Regions from separate parts of the Homo sapiens genome. Here region 1 is linked to region 2. A link is an interaction called in ENCODE POLR2A ChIA-PET data of the cell type or tissue named here. Cell type or tissue: OCI-LY7. All regions are shown on one strand. Links, peaks and the distances in the headings refer to the core of each region. The heading gives the core; the rest is flanking DNA.

The links. ChIA-PET counts read pairs that join two places held together with the same protein. Peaks named below come from ENCODE experiments on the same cell type or tissue, not always from the same donor. Only the 100,000 strongest peaks of a DNase experiment are listed, where the experiment ranks them.
Region 1: POLR2A ChIA-PET joins it to region 2 with 16 read pairs; 4 of 35 experiments call an interaction of 5 or more read pairs at or near these places.

Annotation. Positions count from the first base shown.
Region 1 is chr10:58,358,085-58,368,249 of GRCh38, forward strand. UBE2D1 (ubiquitin conjugating enzyme E2 D1) reads left to right here. Exons shown (of 7, transcript NM_003338.5): 2 at 3,254-3,317; 3 at 3,411-3,442; 4 at 5,525-5,602; 5 at 6,687-6,792; 6 at 9,839-9,932. Among named protein-coding and RNA genes, the nearest start is that of TFAM, 22 kb to the right of the region's middle. In OCI-LY7, for the core only: no CTCF peak of the experiment used is centred there; no DNase peak of the experiment used is centred there.
Region 2 is chr10:58,277,870-58,288,411 of GRCh38, forward strand. It overlaps CISD1 (CDGSH iron sulfur domain 1), which reads left to right. Exons shown (of 3, transcript NM_018464.5): 3 at 9,692-10,542. The coding sequence ends at 9,781. Among named protein-coding and RNA genes, the nearest start is that of CISD1, 14 kb to the left of the region's middle. In OCI-LY7, for the core only: no CTCF peak of the experiment used is centred there; a DNase peak (open chromatin) is centred at 4,912.

The sequences.
Region 1 (10,165 bases), core at 2,166-10,165, 81 kb after region 2:
GTGAAATTTGAATATGGTTCAAGGCTGTTCCAACTAAAATAAGGTTTTCATTTTTCTTGTTAATAAAGAAAATCAGTATGTATTTGTGCATATGTATGATTTATTCACATACACATTATCTCTGTAAAATATGTACATGCAAGTCATTAACAATTTTTTAAAACTACAGAGACTATCATTTTCTGATTAACTAGTTTGCTAGTTAAAATGAGGGCAAAGAAGTCCCATTTACACTAATGTTTAGAAAATTCAACATGATGAATAATTACAGAGGCAATCTCCTAAAAGCCCAAATTAGAAAACTGTTACAAGGCACAGCCCTTCTAAAATGGGGCTGTGATTTGGGAACTGTTCCTCCCTCAGTCATTTAAACTATTTTAATAATTGTATTCTGCTGCTAGAGAATTGGAAGGCTGTCAGTTCCCTTTATTTGAATGCTTACTATGTGCCAGAGACTGTGCTGTACACTTGACATGTATCATTTCACTTGGTTGTCATAGAAACTGTGGATGGAGGTAGTGCCACTTGAAAACTGAGCTTTGGAGAGAGAAAAAAAGATTTTTCCCAAGATCATGTGGGAAGTGAGTGGTGGCACCCAGACTTGAACTTCAAAGCCTTGCTGCTTTTACCCAGCATAGTTAAGTCAAAGTCTGAAATCTGTTTCCTTATTGCTTTTTCTTTTTCTTTTTTTTTTTAAATGCGGTCTTGCTCTGTCACCCAGGCTGGAGTGCAGAGGCCCAATCATAGTTTACTGCAGCCTCGAACTCCTGGGTTCAGGCGACCCTCCTGCCTCAGCCTCCCAAGTAATTGGAATTACAGGCATGAATCAGCCTGCTTGGTCCGTTATTGCTTAACTGTAACATGGACCAAAGAAGCAGCTAACCCTGTTAGTTAATTCTTACTAGGAAGAGAAACCGCACCAGCTATTTAAAAAAAAAAAAAAAAAAAGCAAAACAAAAATGAAAATACCAAGGTATACTGGAAAATAACATTGAGCTTAGAAGGAGACCTGAGTTTGTACCTGGCTCAGTCACCCAGCTCATTTATCACTTTCTTAGGAAGGCCTTTCCCTGTCACACCCTCCTTCTTGTTTGTCTCTATTAGAGCACTGAACTCATTGCCATAATTACCTTATTGCAGTGATTCTAAGGTGGACATCTTTCACATTTTAACTTTTCTAAAGTGTGGATGCATTTTACAATTGATGGTGTTTTAAAATAAATTGGCAGCATTTTTTCTTAATTATTGGTACTTAAAATAAGGATGTGCTGTACAGTTGATGACATCTTAGATTTGATTAAGTGCATATTTATTTTTGTGTGTTCCCACAAAAATGTTTACATCATTCTCATGGTTTTAAATATCAGATATATGCAATGATTTTCCAATTTCTATCCTTTTTTAAGGTCCACCCCTGTATGTTGAACCACATTGTTTCTTCATATCACAAGGATTACAGATTCAACATATCTACTCTCCAAATCAGTTTGTCTTCTATTGTTCTCTATCTCAGTGAATGGCATCCACATTCGTACATTTGTGGAACTAAAACATGAGATGATCGCCCACCTGGGTTTGAATCCCAGTTCCGCCCTATAGTAGTTACTCAAGCATGCAGTGAAGTATGTCACCTTAACTATTCACTTGTAAAATGGGGAACATAATAACACCTATCTCTGAGGATTGTTAGAATGACTAAGACATTGAATAAATGTTAGCTGTCCCTAATCTTCATCATACATATCTATGACTTCTCTCCTTCCTCTGCACATGTAATTCATCAACTCCTGTGATAGATAGGCCCTTCAGAGTATCTCACATCTACCACTTCTATCTTGTTGCCACTTCTCCAATCTAAGCCCCCATTTTTCTTGCCTATGCAGCAACTAATATTGTAGCTTCTCCTCTTTCCCATGTCTAATCCAGTCACAACCATCCATTAAATCAGAACATGCCACTTCTTAAGACCTCCCTCACCCCCTACCTAATGCATTTGGTATAAAACACCACATCATTAATGTGGTCTGTATGGTTGTCTGTTTCCTGCCTGGCTTCTGCCCACATTTCCAGCCTCATCCTCTGCCACTCTGCCTCCCAGTATCACTCTTTTCCTCCAAAAGTAACTCCTACTCATCCTTTAGATTTCAGCTTAAATGTCACTTCCTCAGAGATGATTATTGATCTTCCAAACTAAATTAAGTTCTTCAGTTATAGTCCTTTATATTGAATGTATGCCTTTCTTCTTTGGGATGATCAGTTTCTCCCAAACTGTGGCTAAAGAAGTGAAGTAACTTCCACAAGGCCAAAGAGTGAGATCTATTAGAACTGGAATTCTCTCTGTTAGAGGAAAAAAAAAAATCCAAAAAAGAGAAAAGAAGAAAAATGGAAAGAACTGGAATTACAACCCAGGGGCGGGGTGAACTCTAAAGCTGTGTCCTTTCTGTGATCTTTGCTGCCTTGAGGGCAGGAAACAGGGTATGAATCAATGTTCTAAGTTTCAAAACATGGCCTGACTGCTGCTCGTTTATTTCCCATTTCAAGTTGTCCTTAAATGAGCTGGGTGCAGTGGCTCATGCCTGTAATTCAATACTTTGGGAGGCCGAGGCAGGTGGATCACTTGAGCACAGGAGTTGGAGAACAACCTGTTCAACATGGCGAGACCCCATCTCTACAAATAAAATTAGCCGGGTGTGCTGGCACATGCCTGTAGTGCCAGCTACTCGGGGTAGGAGTGGGGGCCTGAGGTGGGAGGATCGCTTAGGCCCAGGAGGTTGAGGCTGCAGTGAGCTTTCGTGCCACTGCACTCCATCCTGGGCGACAAAGTGAGATCCTGTCTCAAAAAAAAAAAAAAAGTTATCCTGAAGTATTATTCTTTCTGAGCCTTCATGCTCCCTCAATAGATTGTAACCTGTTAAAATAGTACCTGTTTTCTGATATATTATCAACCTAGCATTTACATAAATTATCTTACATACAGTAGGTACTCATTAAATAGTTTTTCTCTTAGGGATGTTAAAGAAAAACAGTATTTTTTTTCCATTTAATCTTTTCAAGGTCTGAAGCTGTCTCATGGAGGAATTGAGTACCTTATTCTTTCTACCAGTCAATGACAGAGTACAATTTATGTTTTTATATTTTGAATAGAACTGCTTTAAATGTTTTTAAAGCTAATAGTTTGCATCTTAATGGATCATTACCCTTGTTTCATTGGGAAAAGAAGGAATTAACCTTACATATTTTTGATTTCCTTCAGGAATTGAGTGATCTACAGCGCGATCCACCTGCTCACTGTTCAGCTGGACCTGTGGGAGATGACTGTAAGCCTTGCTCTATTTCTGGGATTATGCTACCTTTAAAAATATAGGTTTGAACATTTGTTAATGACTCCAAAACTCCTTTGTTTGTTTCAGTGTTCCACTGGCAAGCCACTATTATGGGGCCTGTAAGTATGATTCATATCTATGAAATTAACCCCCTCAGCCATACTTCATTCTTGCCATTTCACCTTTGATCAGATGTTTGTGATGAAGGTTGAATATTCTTGTACTTTGAATCACCTAGGAAGCAAAATATTATTAAGGATTTACAATGATTTTCCAAAGCATTGGTGGCAAATATTTCCTGGGATCACTATTATGTTTTCCTTTGCTGAATCCTAGATCATTACACATAATGGAGTGCCACAGCTCGCAACCAGGCTGTGTGTTTATCTTTTTTTTTTTTTTTTTTAAGTCACAGAGAGTTAGTTGTAATTAACCATAATCATTCTCACATCCACAGTTTTGGTAGGTTAGAAATTAGTCTAATGAAGCCAATAATTGAATTCCTACAAGTAACAAGTGTCAGTTTGCCATAAGTTTCATCACTGTTCTTTTTTGTGAAAGAGAATCAATAAAATATTACAATGGGTCTGTCTTTACCTCCTTATAAATTTGCTGCTTTTAATTTTGTTGCATTGTCCTAAACACAAAATTATCTGCTGTTTGATAATTGGCTACTCTCAATACTTATTACTTTTGTTAAAATTATTTCTTTCAATACTTTAGAGGCAGTTACAAGACTTGAAACAGGCTTTTTCTTTCTATGAGCAAAAAATCTGATTGCATAAGAATGAGCACTGACAGCTCAAATCTACTTTCTGGGTGAGAGTACATAAGTAACATGTTTCCATGAACACCATTCTCTTCTCCCTGCCCTGAAAGAGCTTTATCTAGTGAGTTACAGAGTTTTTAATCATACGACCTTGTGTTTAACTTTAAAAAACACCAAAACTACTGAATTTCAAAGCAGTACTCTGGGCAGTTGTCTCAAATTATTGTTTTATTAAGTTTGTTTTTCTAAAAAGGCAAAATACAATGTATTTATATAACAACTTTCAATAAGAATCCATTTATTTCTGTTTGTTTTTAATTAGTTACTAAGAACCTTCAAAATACTCTCATTTAAAGGCCCACCCTTACCTTTTGAATTATGGCCTTTCACAAATATTTTTTAGGTGAATCACATGTAACAAATGGTTATAATCATGTTATTCATAACTCCCTTACTTTAGTAATGTAAATATTTACAGTACTCTGGACCATATCTGTCATTGTAATTTATCTTCATTTTCTATATTTCTTACAATTTTTGATAAACTAGAATTGTTTAAACAATATATATAGTAAGAATTATTATACAGGAAAATCCTCTAGCATATATGTGGAAACTTAACGAGAAAGTAATGAGTCTTGGTGTTATTACCAGAATGCTAATATAACATGATATATTTAATTAAATATGAAAGAATTAAAATAGAATTGTAGGTATAGTTTGCTAGCATTTTCTTTTTTTAAAATTTTTTTGCTTGTAATGTTATATTTTCTAATGGCTATAAAGAAACATGGTCAAATTTAAATTTCTCTAGTAAAGTTGATTCCCAATTTGATAGTAGCATGAATATATAATTTTGTTTTGGATTTTTTTGGGTTCTCTACATTATTTTATAAATAATTACTAAACGAAGATTTGGCACATAAATTGTGTAGCAGGGTCCTTAGCATTTTCTTTTCACGACAGCCTCTTCAGTTCATCTCCATTCTTGGTCATCAAGTGAACATCAGAACTTAAGTTTTACTATCCTCAACCCTTTTTCAAAAAAAATACTGATTACGGCTGCAGAAAATGATCTTTTCCCACAGCAGTCGTGTGTATACTGATCTTTAACAATTTGTACTCATAACCAGATTTGTTTGGACAAGTCACAGCACTGTGTGTGTCCTGTTTTTGTTTTGTTTTAAATTTTATGATGTCGGCATAGTTGTTGGAAAATCCTCCTTCGTACCTGCAGAGAAACCTGTTCTCAAAGTAAATGATTTGAACTTATGACAAAATGGTTGCATTTTTTTCATATTGGTAATATTTAATGAAATTATTTTAAACATGATGGCATTTTTTTCAAACTGATAATATTTGGGGGAAATAATTTTGTTGTTATAAATAAATATAGTAATCAAATGCTGATGCAAATCTTTTGTAATTTCAGCCTGATAGCGCATATCAAGGTGGAGTCTTCTTTCTCACTGTACATTTTCCGACAGATTATCCTTTTAAACCACCAAAGGTATTTTTATTTTTATGATTGATGTGACTCCCATGTAAGAGATTTTATTCTTTATCTAGAGCTCATTTGATTATCTAGAGCTCATTTGATATGTCAAAGACTGTGGGGAGGTTAGCATTTTCAAACTGTTTTGTAAAAACTACTGAATCTAAAATCTGATTTCTTATTGAAATACTGTATTAAGTCTATAAAACAAAAGTCAGTACGTGTCATGCTATAAATTAAATTCCTTGCTTTTCTTTTCCTTCTTATTGGATATGTGTAGTTTGGGACGTTTTTATGATTAAGAGTCAGACTTTTCTATTCATGGGATTATCCTTACAAAGTTGATCATTCTTTCTCTGTTTTTTTTTTTTAAGTATTCAATAAACATTCACCGAGTACCTACTGTGTTCTTCTACACTGGGGAATCCGAAAGTAAATATGAAGCAGTCCCTTAATTTAGTATGGTAGGAGAGAGAAACACATGTTAGATTTAGATTTGCTCTAAAGAGGAAACAAATGATGGGGATATCAGGGAGGGGAAAAGTGGGCAGATTTTGTCACTCAGGATATAATTATTTTAAATAGTTAAAAACAGATTAACATTGTATTTATGAAATGGTATGACAACTCTTGTGGAAAATTAGGATTCTTAATGGATTTCTTAGCTGAGACGCCTCAACTTTGCCCTGAAACAGCGTCAGCACCCTGGTTTTAGATCCAAATGTTACTTCCAGGTATCACCAATAATCAAATTAAGAAAAGGATTACTTCTACATATGATGGAAGCCATGGTTAATTACTTTAGATGCTGCTCAACCAGTCATACCGGCTACTAGAGACTTATTTATTACACTGTCCAAAATACTCTTCAGTTCCTTTGAGGGCAAAAGAAGGAAGCTGACTTGTTTGTGTTCACATTCTCACTAGCTAGAACTGTGTGTAGCACAAAGTAGATAATTATTTGATTTGTGTTGATGACTTTTCTCCTCTAAAGTTATGTAAAGTTGAGGATATTTTACCCTAGAGCAAATTGGTTCTGTTTTATTCATAGTTGATTCAAAGGTGATTGTCATATTTTGTTGTTTTGTTTTATGTTTAGATTGCTTTCACAACAAAAATTTACCATCCAAACATAAACAGTAATGGAAGTATTTGTCTCGATATTCTGAGGTCACAATGGTCACCAGCTCTGACTGTATCAAAAGGTAATTTCATTGATCAGGTTTGAAACAGTTGATAACAGTGAGACAGGAAAAATACAGCAGAATTACCTATGGACTAAAGTTTTAAAACAACAATCAACTGTGCTTTCTCCTGTTTTGATTTTGTTTTGCTCTCTTTGCTCTTATGTTACTATGGCTTTTGGCAGTTAGCTTTGGTTGAGGGGAGTGTGGATGGACAAATCTAAATGATGAAATGAGAAAAAACCTTAAAATATCAGAGCTAGAAATTTGGGGATAAACCTATTGATATTTTATCCTTTTAGCTTGGGTGTTGTCTTTTAAAAAAGAGAGAGTGCCCGGGCACTGTGGCTCATGCCTGTTATTCTAACACTTTGGAAGGCTGAAGTGGAGGATTGCTTGAGCCCGAGTTCGAGACCGGCCTGGGCAACATAGGAGACCCCATCTCTGCAAAAGAAGAGAGAGAATAAGAGATAGTAAAAGGAAGATTTTGGGACTGGTTGTCCCATTCATTAAATGGAAATGTTGACAATAATAAAGCTTTACAGCTGTTTTACTTCATCCAAGAATAAAATACCAGATTTGATTGATAAATGATTTAAGATGAAAGACATTTCACACTGTAGGATAATGCAGTACATATAGCATGTTAGTCTAAACTTCGAATAATCAGTAGCATCATTATAGTGACTGACACAAGATCTGTGCTGATTCTCAACTTTTACAGGGGTATAGCTGTTCTTTGCTGGATTATCAGGTGTATACATAGGCATCTCAAGCCATTTTATTTCATTAGCCACTGCTACTTACTGTGCTAGCACTCTTAATTTATGTCTTGTTTCTCTGAAAGAAGAGAACCTGACAGTTGGAAAATACTGTTTAGGTTAGAAGTAGCTGCACTGAAGCAACCATCAAGTTTTCCGTTTTTATAAAATTGAAGAAAATGTTTCTCTTGAAGGGATTTATGGAAGCAATCTGTACTCATTTTTTATTTTTAATAATTGCTACTTGAATATACAGCATGTTTTTAAAAGTAATAAGGTTTATAGGAAGCAGGGTCCACAGCCGTAGCTCTTTCAAATATTAGATAAATAATAGCTCTTTCAGTTCAATTATTTATGAACGATAGTTTTTCTGACCTAAGATGCTCATCTACAGTATTCATATAGATTCTCATATTCTTTTAAGAATCTTTCACACAGTGTAACTGTCATGCATTAGATATATGAAAGATTCTGTGTTGAAGGGTTAATTCAAGTTCATACGCTGTTTCCTGGAATGGTGTCACAAAATGGATCTCACTTGGCATATAAACTGCCAAGTCCTTATACATATAAAAGAAATGGCAAACTGCCAGATATTGAGTACTTATATTCTGACATTGGTAGCCTTTTATAAAGAATCAGTAGTGTTAGATTCTGGAAACCATCCTGTGAGAAATGAAACAGCCTCAGTTTCCTTATAAGTAAAATGGGGATTCTTATAGTGTTACCATACAGGGTTGCTATGTACCTAGCACATAGTGGGCACTTACATGAATGTTAACTGTTACCCTTTTCCTTACCTTAAAGGATAGACATGGTTTGTGTGCATGATAGTGAAACTGGGGCAAATGGCTCCTGGCAGTAGGGGTGAGCAGAGGAGGAACTTCCTTCTTGCTTACTTTTTTATAAGATAGATCATACCTTGCTCATTTGTTTGTATATTTTTTACTTTGCTATATTTTTTTAAATTTTTAATTTGTTTATCTTAAAAGATTGTTTTTTAATTAAATATAGACAGAGTCTTGCTGTGTTGCCCAGGCTGGTCTCAAACTCCTGGCCTCAAGTGATCCTCCTGCCTTGGTCTCCCAAAGTGCTGGGATTATAGGTGTGAGCAACCTTGCCCAGCTTATTATTTTTATTTTTTTATTTTTTGAGATGCAGTTGCTGTGTTGCCCAGGCTGGTCTCGAACTCCTAAGCTCAAGGATTCTTCCACCTCAGCCTCCCAAGTAGCTGGCATTATAGGCACATACCACCATTGCCTGGAGCTTTTCCATATTTTAAATGTCTTCTTTTGCTTTTTATCATGAGGTTAGTCTGGAAGCATTCTGGGGCTGTAAGTTAGCCCTGAAAATCTGCCCTGTTGGTTTAATATACAAGGCTTTTAAGTTTCATTGGGCAGATAGAAGATAAGAAAGATGAATAAAATACTAATTTTTTCTTTAGTTCATAACACCCCCCCACCCTTTGCCTGTCATTGTAAGAGTCAACTCTGCTCTATAAATCCACCTTTGGACTTGAAAGAGTACGAAAATAGAAAGGAAACGCAGTGGGGTGGGTGCAAGTGGAAATGGGAGGTTGGTCCAGAGGTTCCATGAACCTCCTCAGAAGTGGTGGCATGCAATTGAAGCAGACAAATGAGGAACCAGAGTCCTTGTTCCCTCTTATTTCAGATACTTAGATCGTTAGTGTGTGTGTGTGTGTGTGTTAGTGTAGCTATTTGCATTAGAATTTTGACATACTGGAGTAACAACTACTTTTTCAATTTTCATTTCTTTTTTAAAATATGCAAGCTATATAAAGATAGCTGTTCACATTATTTTTAAATGCATGCAATACAAATAAACTACATTAAGTAAAGATTCATTGAAAAAAATTTTACAAATTTTTCTTCTTTGTAGACAGACTATAGCTCTAAGCCAAAGCAAAAGAGTGTATGAGCACAGTATCCAAAATGGTTTGGACTGTTAACTGTAATTTGATTGTTCTGTAGAGAACTCTCAAGTTTAAAGGTTGTTAATAGCTACTTTGGAGGGTCACATTTTTTTAAATAAATGGGAACTCGGAATTTAAAACTTCAAAAGCTAAAATAATTTTATATTTTATGCATCCTATGGTAATTTTATAACTTTAAAAATTAAAGATCAATTTGCTATCAACCAAAGTAGAATAAAATATAATTTGATGTGTTCATTTTATGTTTTTTTTATAAGTACAGTATCTATATTCACTAAAATTATTTTCACATATGTAATTTGTATGAAGTAGAAGGGTTATTGTCTAATGTGATGTTCTCTTTTAAATCTAGTTTTATTGTCCATATGTTCTCTACTTTGTGATCCTAATCCAGATGACCCCTTAGTACCAGATATTGCACAAATCTATAAATCAGACAAAGAAAAGTAAGTGTTTACTTATTTTAGTTTCTGTATGGATACATTCCTATATAGTATGCCAAAACACGAATATTATCAATATGTTTTAAGTCAATTTGATTATGGTTGTTATATGTATATTGTTTATCTTTTTCCAATGGAGTAAACCTTTCTTTGAGAACTCTGTTAGACCTTTTATGATAAATCTTGTTCCTTCCCACTTACTGTTCAATAGTATATACTCTGTATTTGAAAAATAG
Region 2 (10,542 bases), core at 1,303-9,302:
AGCTTTCAAGCACCAGATACTAAGACAAGTGTTAGAAATTTGAAAAGAAACTTCTTTAAAATCACCCGTAAAAACTTATGTGGTAAATGTCCTATACCTTCTTTCAGCTGCAACTCCTCTAGTTAAATATCTAACAATATAGGATCCTAAAATCTTATTTTCTTATATGAGAATTGTATTTTATCAAGTCCCTTTTGGAGGTGTCATCTATGAAACCTGCAGGTTTTAGACATGATGGCAGCTAGTGATCCACAGTTGATAAAATACTGTCTCGAGCATCTCAAAAGGATTTGTACACCGAATGACTTCAGGATTTCTGGTGTGTTGTGAGAAATATGGTATAAACACTGTACTATCACTCTTAGCATTCAAATAAAATGGATTTCAGCAGGGCGTGGTGTCTCACACCTGTAATCCCAGCACTTTGGGTGGTTGAGGCAGATCACTTCAGCCCATTAGTTCAAGAGCAGCCTGGGCAACATAGTGAGACCATCTGTTGAAAAAAAAAATAGCCAGGCATGGTGGCATGCACCTGTAGTCCCAGCTATTCAGGAAGCTGAAGCAGGAAGATCACTTGAGCCCAGGAGGTTGAGGCTGCAGTTAGCTGTGATTGCATCACGCTGTGATTGCATCACACTGCGTTCCAGCGACAGAATGAGACCCTGTCTCAAAAAATAAAATAAAATACAATGAAAAAAATAATGTTAAAGGGCCCCCAAAAAAATCAATAAAAATGATGTATCTGTTTTTGAAAGCACGTTATGTTGGGGATCTCTCCCCATAGTAGAGGGTCATTTTCGCAAATAACTTGTCACAAATATGGAAGAAGCCACATACTAGGTACAGGTTGAGCATCTCTAATCCAAAAATTTGAAATCTGAAATGCTCAAAAATTTGAAATATTTTGAACACTGACATGACACCACAAGTGGAAAATTCCATACCTGACCTCATGTGACAGTTCACCGGTTGAAGTCAAAACACAGACGCAGAGGACACAGTTAAGTCAGTGACCCAAAGGGAAAAAAAGGCCCCCCCAGCTGCTGATGTAGGTATTCTGGTGGTGCTATTATGCTGCTTAATTTCCCAGAGCACTTTTTTTGTTAACTGAATTAATGGTATGTTATGTTTTTTACTGTTAAGTACTGACATGTGAATACATGCAAGAAAATGATTGCTTATCAGTAGCATATAAATTCATAGTCGGGAATGATGGTGATACAAGATAACCACAGATAGTCCACATGTGTGACTAAGATGGTGACACCTTTGCTTTCTGATGGTTCCTTGTATACAAACTGTTTCATTCACAAAACTATGTAAAATATTGTATAAAATTACTTTCAGGCTACATGTATAAGGTATATATAAAACATAAGTAAATTTTGTGTTTAGGCTTGGATCCCATCCCCAAGATAACCTCATTATGTATATGCAGACATTTCAAAAGTTGAAAAAATCTGAAATCCAAAACATTTTGGATTTCAGATTTTCTTTTCATTTTTATGAAAAGTCCCAAGCATTTATTTTCATTTTTTATGACAAGTATTTCAGATAAGGATTACTCAACCCATACTAGAAAGCATATTTCACTCCTTTCTCCCAATAAATCCAGTGATAAAGTACTTAGATTATGCCATTTTGTTCAAAAATTCCTTGATGACTATATTGAATATAAACCAGAAATTAATAGGCTCATTACAACAAATTATGAAGAGCACTATTCATTTGGAATTTGAAATTGTTGATAAGTACTGGTGGGGTTACTAGAAAATAATAAAGTAATCTAGAAATTGTGGAATTTCTAAGTTGGAGTTTTATAGTTCCTTAGTGATCTTCAGTAGTTCATTTACTATCTACTATATATGCATGCGTGAGAAACATTAAAGAGTAAAACAGCAGATGTCACAGATGTATATAGTACATGCAGTGTAAGTGGTCTAAATAAATGGAAGCTAAAAGGAAGAAATTACACCATGAGGCTGGGTGCAGTGGCTCACACCTGTAATGCTAATACTTTGAGAAGCCAAGGCAGGAGGATCACTTGAGGCCAGGAGTTCAGTACCAGCCTGGGCAACATGGTGAGACCCAGTCTCTGTTTTTTGTTTGTTTTTGTTTTTTCTTAATTAAAAAAACATCACATCTTCTGGGAAAGCATAGTCATATACTTGGGAGTTAAATTGCTCTGAGAAAAATTGGTAACATTTGAATAAACTGCATATATTGGAGACTCTCAAAATCTGCAAGGAAGGACTTGTGAACAAAGGTGAAATGAATAAAGAATCTAGTCTGGTTCTTGTACTGCCCTTCCCCAAGGAATAAATCTAAACTGAGGACAATCTTGAGGACCAGTGTGAGGAGTCTGTGACTCCAGACATGGGGAGCTCCTTGACAGGGGTTTCAAACATAGAGTTATGATACTTTTACCGGGGTGCTAGCTATGGAAATGGAGACAAATGATCAGAGACATAAAAGATTTCGGGGAAAGGATCAGCCAAATGCACTGACTTCTGTGTGAAAGACTAGGGGAGAAAAACTAAAGCTCATTGAAGGATCTAAGCATGTAGGATTAGAAGAGGGTTATGCCATTAACAGAAATAAGAGATTCGAGGTAAAAGGCAAATTTTCCAGGACAGCGATAAGGAGTTCTGTTTCAGAGAGTGAATTTGAGATGATAGTTGAATGGAAATGCACAGCAGACAACACGAAATGTGAGACATCAGGGTTGGAGATAGAGATCAGCAAAACTGATGAGTCAAGTGTAGGAATGCAACTGATCTTTGATATGGATAAAAATCAAGGGCTAAATATGAAATCTTGGGGAATTTTCTGCATTTTGGAAGGGGGACAAGAGCCATTTAAGGAGATGGAATGGGCCAGAGAGGTTAGAATAAAACTAAAAATATCATAGCTTCAAAGTAGAAGAGGGAAAAGTTTCAATGATCTGGTACTGAACATTGGCCTGTGCAAAGACAGCTACATGAATAGACAAGACTATTAGATTAAGCAATTGCCATTTTGGTGTCATTTCAACGGAGTAATTAGAATAGAAGCTATGTCCATGTGAGTTAAAGTGCAAATTAACTAATAAAGAAACGACAGAAGTCTATGTCATATTTTCCGTAGATGCAACAGTGAATGGAAAGAAAAGTAACATAATTGCTTGAGTGAACACTACAGCTTGGCTTTGAGATCAAGTAAAGGGTGTTTGCTTTGATTGGGTTTTCCCAGAGGGCAAAGAATCCAATAAACTAAATATGGGCTTTCATGAACTAAGATCTCAAATATTTCAGGAAGAATCACCAGTGGACACAAACTAGTGGTGTAAATGTTTATTAGACTTTATAATTCAAAACATTCCAGGATTATTCTTTCATTTTACAATTTAGAGTTTCCAGATGGTTAGGCCAGGGACTGCCATTTCCTGTAGGTGGACTGAGAGAGGACTAAGAGAGGGAATGAGACCAGTCATTTTATTTCCAGTTTTCTCATGCCTTTTTTTCCCCCTCTGGCTTATCTTTTATGCTGTTTAGTGATCCTCTTTGTGTCTTGAATTTGTCAGTTCTGAATTTTCATTGCATCTTGGGCACTTATTCCTGCATTAATCAATTAACAGTTTGCTTTGAATATTACCCAAGTTAACAAATGTTGTTATTCTTCAGAGACTTTTGGAAACTCCCCACATTCCTGTGGTTCTAAGGTTATCACACAGGTGCCAAGTCACACACTTAAACGCCAGTTCACAAAGACTAATTAATACCTTTGATTAAGTGGCTACATTGAGTTTATAGTCAGTAATTTTTCCCTCATACAAACCAGTTGTATTTATAACAAAATTTAAACATCATTTTACCAATGGAAAAAATGTTATATGCGATACAAATTTCAAATCTAATTCATTCTTAAGGTGCAGTCACTAGTAACCTGTTGTGTGTCTGTAACATCTTGAGCAGGTTTCCCAACCCTAATGAATCAGATTTCTTAGTAATGTGCAGAAATTACATTTTTTAAAAACATATCCCTCCCTTTTGTCCAGTGCTTCTCTTGCCAGCATTGGTATGTCATCTGATGTTTCAGAAATTGGCTTGGCTTTTTTTTTTTTTCTTTTTCTTGAGAGAGTCTCACTCTGTCACCCAGGCTGGAGTACAGTGTCGTGATCTCAGCTCACTACAACCTCCACCTTCTGGGTTCAAGCAATTCTCGTGTTTCAGCCTCCTGAGTAGCCGTGATTACAGGCATGCACAACCATGCCTGGCTAATTTTTGTATTCTTAGTAGAGACAGGGTTTCACCATGTTGGCCAGGCTGATCTTGAACTCCTGACCTCAAGTGATCCACCCGCCTTGGCCTCCCAGAGTGCTGGGATTGCAGGTGTCATCCACTGTGTCCGGCCCAGAAATTGGTTTATTTTATAGTACAGGCTTCCCTCGGTGTCCATGGATTGGTTCCAGGACCTCCCATGGATACCAAAATCTGAGAATGCTCAAGCCCCTGATTTAAAATGACAGTATTTGCCTATAAGCTATGCACATAATCCTGTATACTTTAAATTATTACGTCATCTCTTGATTGCAAATAATACCTAATACAGTGTGAATGCTATGTAAATAGTTGTTATACTGTATTGTTTAGAGAATAATGACAAGGAAAAAAGTGTACATGCTCAGTACCCATACAATTATTTTAGCGAGTATTTTCTATCAGCAGTTGGTTGCATCCATGGATGTGGAACCCACAGATACAGATGGGGCCAATTGTATTTCACAAAAGGGCTATCCATATTTGAAGTGAGAATGAAAGGAGCCAGTATAGAGGAAATGATTAAAGTGACTACAGGGAAAGATACTATTTGAGTCAGCGGTATCTTGACAAAGGGTGGAAGGAAATGAGAGTAACAGCACAGATGTGAAACTCAGCCTTAAAAAGGAAGAGATAGTCTTACTTTCGAAACAAGAAGATGAAAGGACTCTGATGTAAGAGGGAAGGGTATGGGATGTAGTATTGCTAGGTTCCTTTCCCTGCAACTTCAGGTTGGTTACATCACTTGCTGAGTTGTATGACGGCCACCTAGGAGGCAGTTCAAACAAGGACAGCAAAAGAATACAGACTAAGAAGAAAGAGAGGAAAGTCTTACCAGTTAACATCAGGAGCTGAACTGAAATTGAAATGAAATGCAACTGGACATGTTTAGACTCATTTTCTTTCATTTACAGGGTAAGATTTGAGTTAATGATACTTTTGTTTTGTCGTTGGTAGTAGGCTTGATCCTGGGTGTTTTTTTTTGGCGGGAGGGTGTTGGGGGAAAAAGAGAAATCCTCCATCCTGTTAATGGCTTAGAAGTGCATTTTACTGAGTCTTTCTTCATAAAAACGATATTCTGAATGTTGGTGACATTCCTTGGCCAATCCACATAAAGACAGTCTTATAAAAATCTTAATTTATCTTTGTACATTTTCATATTATAGCTACTGTCTTAGGTTTATTGAAATAGGTACATAAGAATGGTATAAAATGTCATAATCTCTAGGTTAGTCTCAAAAATCTCATTACTTCGTTTTCGTTCTCAACCAAAGCAAGCATATTTTTCTGGACAGTTTATGGTAATGAGCCAAAATGGTGCCAGGCAACTTCCTTGGGACAGAAAATCAAAACTCTAATACAAAGTACGAAGTTCAGAGAAGGAAGATAGTCTTTAAAAGAAAATTGTTTCAGGTGGAAGAGATAAGTCAAAGAGGAGCATTTATTAAAACAGAGGCATAACTTGAGATGTGGGGCCATTAAAAAGAAATGTTGTGTTTTTATGAAGATCCATATAGCATTGCTAGCTTTCCAGGTGGAGAGCAAGGACCTCCACTGTTTTTTCTACTAAAGCTTTATTCCAACTTCTTCTAACCCTTTCTTCCCCCACTTTTAAAGATATTTGGGATTTGTAGTGTTCAAATTGGGTTAACAAACATAAAAGGATGTTTTCTGGACATAAAGGAAATTTGATTTACAGACTTTTTCCAGGATTTGTTAATAAACAAACGCTGACATCTTAGAATAAATTAAGTATCAATACTACACGAACTGAATTTAATATTCTTTGTGTTTTTTTCATAATTTAAAACAATTTAACAAATTTCAAAATGTTTAATGAAAAAGTTAATAAAATTCTCATATTTTTGTACATTATTTAATGTAAAAATTACTGTACTTCCTACATTGTATTTGAAAGTATATAATGCCAGACACAGTCGCTTAGGCCTGTAATTCCAACACTTTGAGAATGTAACAGCCAATGTAGTGAAACCTTGTCTCCACAAAAAAATGCAGAAATTAGTTGAGTGTGATGGCATGCACCTATAGTCCTAGCTACTCAGGAGGCTGAGATGGAAGGATCCCTTGAGCCTGGGAGATTGAGGCTTCAGTAAGCTGCGATTGCACCACTGTGCAATCTAATTTAATCTCTTAAAAAAAAAAAAAACTGTATACCCACCACATATTATCTTTCTCCTGCATAGATCAGAAATAAAGCAAGACACATAAGGCAGTAATTCCTAGGGTTAAGTGATATAAAAAGTACTATTAAAAAATACGTCTCTGCACAAAATTATTTTTAACACCTAGTTTGCATTATAAAGGCATAAAAGCTTTATACACTTTAATCGCATGAAAGTTTATTAACAAATAACCAGGATAAACTACTCATTGCTTTTTAAAGAAATATGTGTTTGCTTTTAAGAATATGAAGAAACAGGCTAATTTCAGTTTTTAGGCAGAATTGGGTGATGAGAAAAAATGTATTCTCACTTTTGATATATGACTTTCTTTATATTTTGTAAGATTTTCTTTGTATATTTTTTCTATAGATTTCTCTCCTATTCTGTATATGGAGGAAAATAATTTGAGAAAATGTTAGTTTCTAATATTTTCAACATAAGATTAAAAAATAAAAGTTAAACATGCCATTTCAGTAAGTTATTTAGAAATATTTCATTTTTCAGAAATGTTGCCTGCATGGATTTAATTTATAGTGAAGTGTTTTGTGTGTGCTATTTATAAAAAGAGTCTTTACAATGTAAACTTTTATGCTCACTGTAAAATCATCTGTGTTTGTTTATTAAACATATGTCACTTTGAAATGCTGTACTTTGCTGTGGGATACATTTTAGTTTAATTTTTATCGCCTCTTTCCTCATCCATGCCAAGAAAAAACTGAAAGCTTGACTTTATGTTTTTGCATCAAGGCTTGTTTCTAATATGAATATACTGTGTACCACATCTTATTGACCTCAAAAAAAGAAATAATATAAACTTTACATATATTACATTTACACTGCCCTCTACGACAGGATAGAATTTATATCTGGAAATATAAGATATGCCAATACCTTGAGTTTTTCTGTAATTTTTAGCTAATTTAGTGCCTCTTGCAATTATTTACAGATAGATTAAAATTTGATTACTTTAACATTAAGTAGCCTTTTGGATATCAAAGTTTAAGATTAAATACCATCATTGTGAAGTTTCACTGATCTGTTATGCTCCCTTCACTGCACGTAATGAGGTACTTGTTACTCATAAGGCTAAGAATCCTCTTACTTTACTCTTCTAAATAGGCTTCTTCAAAGCAACAGTGTACCTTAGACTAAACAGTGAAACTCTAGATTCTAGAGTGTAGATACATTCAAAACACCAAGATTAAGGCAAAGATGCTAGCTCTTGTCATTTGACATGAAATAGAAATAAAAGATACAAATATAGAGAAACAAAAAAATTACTGATAATTATTCCTTCTAAGTGTAAAATCCTGAAGAGTTAAGTGAAATATTATTAAATTCTTATTTTTTCATTTTACAATAGAGGATATACTTGTTAAAAATGATTTTATATAGCAAGAATGTTCAGATATGAAAATAAATTATAATAGTGATTAAAAATATGACAGAAATAATCTTACCAGAATATACATGAGATCTGAGGATGAAAACTACAAAAGAAATTAAAACTTGGCAAAAAACATTCTCAAGCTTATCTGGAGGAATAAAGTGATAAAGTTTAATAAAGTTAACAGGCTGGGCGCGGTGGCTCACACCTGTAATCCCAGCACTTTGGGAGGCCGAGGCAGGCGGATCACGAGGTCAGGAGATCGAGACCATCCTGGCTAACACGGTGAAACCCCGTCTCTACTAAAAATACAAAAAATTAGCCGGGCGTAGTGGCGGGCGCCTGTAGTCCCAGCTACTCAGGAGTCTGAGGCAGGAGAATGGCGTGAACCCAGGAGGCGGAGCTTGCAGTGAGTCGAGATCGCGCCACTGCATTCCAGCCTGGGCGACAGAGCAAGACTCCGTTTCAAAAAAAAAAAAAAAAGTAAAAAAAAGAAACAATGAAGGAAAACTAGCCCTACAAAACACTGAAATGTTTAAAATGCAAATATCCCAGCGTAGTAGGCCGATCAACGTAACATAGAACCTATAAATAGGTGCTTTTACATGTAGAATTTATTTTGATAAAGTTACGAATAAAGGTAATAATGTGGGAAGCAATAGCCTCCAGTAATGCTGAAGCAACAGGATCTTAGAACAGCGTTTGCAAAGTGTGCTCTACAGAAAACTATGATAATAGAAATCAAAATTTAAAGTGTCCATAGTCCAGTCACCTTGAGAAACTCTGGGATAAAATTGTGTTTTTTATAGCAAAATTAAAATAATGTGTGCTGTGATTCAAATGGGCTATATGATATGTTTTTTTAACACAGAATGAAACCAAATCAGAGTGTCTTGCAGGATTCAGGTTCTTTGGACCACACTCTGCAAAACACTATGTTAGAAATTTAGTTTTGTCCCTCTCCCTCCCACTGGACACCAAAACAGCAGTTATATCTAAAATGTGAATTCATGAAAATGAATGGAAATTTGTATTTCTCACATCTCTAGAAGAAAGCTGTCTCCATGAATGATGTTAAAAAGGGAGATATTGACATATTTGTATGAAAGTGGAGAAATTGAGAATATGAAAAAATAAGCAAAATGAAAAGATTTGGGAAAGACTGCTGCAAAAATAACAGAGGAATAATATGCAGTTGATTTATTTTTTATTTTTTATTTTTATGTTTTTTGAGACCAAGGCTGGAGTGCAGTGGCACAATCTCGGCTCACCGCAACTTCCCCTCCCAGGTTCAAGCCTCAGCCTCCTGAGTAGCTGGGATTATGCGCACTCGCCACCATGCCTGGCTAATTTTTGTATTTTTAGTAGAGACAGGGTTTCACCATGTTGGCCAGGCTGGTCTTGAACTCTTGACCTCAAATGATCCACCCACCTCAACCTCCCAAAGTGTTGAGATTACAGGCATGAGCCATCGCGCCTGGCCGCAAATTGATTTTAAATAAATGAACTTAAACTCTTAGAAGTAAATAGGCAATGGACATGTTCACTAGAAAGGAATGTAACTAATATATAAACATAAGAAAGGCCTTCAACACTCATCACAATCACACTGAAATTCAATAAATGATGTGTGTATTATGCACAAGTCAATTTCTTCATCTTACTAAGTAGCATATGTAGTTTACATATGCTGTTTAAGAAAGCCTATATAAGATAGCCAAGAAAATCTTTATGTTATATGAATTAAGCATCACCTTCCACTCTGCCGAGCATAATACTGATTTTGAGATTAGATGTTTCACATTCATTCTTTCTCTTCCTAGTTCCCATTCTGTGATGGGGCTCACACAAAACATAACGAAGAGACTGGAGACAATGTGGGCCCTCTGATCATCAAGAAAAAAGAAACTTAAATGGACACTTTTGATGCTGCAAATCAGCTTGTCGTGAAGTTACCTGATTGTTTAATTAGAATGACTACCACCTCTGTCTGATTCACCTTCGCTGGATTCTAAATGTGGTATATTGCAAACTGCAGCTTTCACATTTATGGCATTTGTCTTGTTGAAACATCGTGGTGCACATTTGTTTAAACAAAAAAAAAAAAAAAAAGGAAAAACCAACCTGCATGGCCTGTGGGTTATTTTGGTCTTGTAAGGATCCATTTCTTTAAAATACTGACATATAGAGTTGTACCTTATATAGAATATAGTTGTATCTTGAAGTCAACATATTAAATTATTCTCAAAATTATGTATTTGCAGATTGTACTTGTAAGTTTCAAAGAAAAATTACCATCTTTTCATATTGACCTGGAAACTAAATAGGATGTGATTCAGCTACATTAATTTCTTAATACAATCTAGGAAAGACCTGTTGTAGCCTTGATTTTCTTGACATTGGTAATGACACTGAGAAAATATGGCTTCTGTTTTTCACCGTTTTCAATCAAAATGATTGATAAATGTTATTCTGTTTAATTTCATAAGTCAGGTCAATAATAAAGGGGTGGTAACTTCCTCATATTTATCTTCACAGATATTTAATGAAGATGGATCCATTAAAGGAGCCAATAGTGAAAATTTAGTTAAAGGTGATATTAGATTTAAATTAGTCATGAAGAATGTCTTAAAATCTAATGTTCCAGAATTCTGGCCCAAGGAATGGTAAGCAC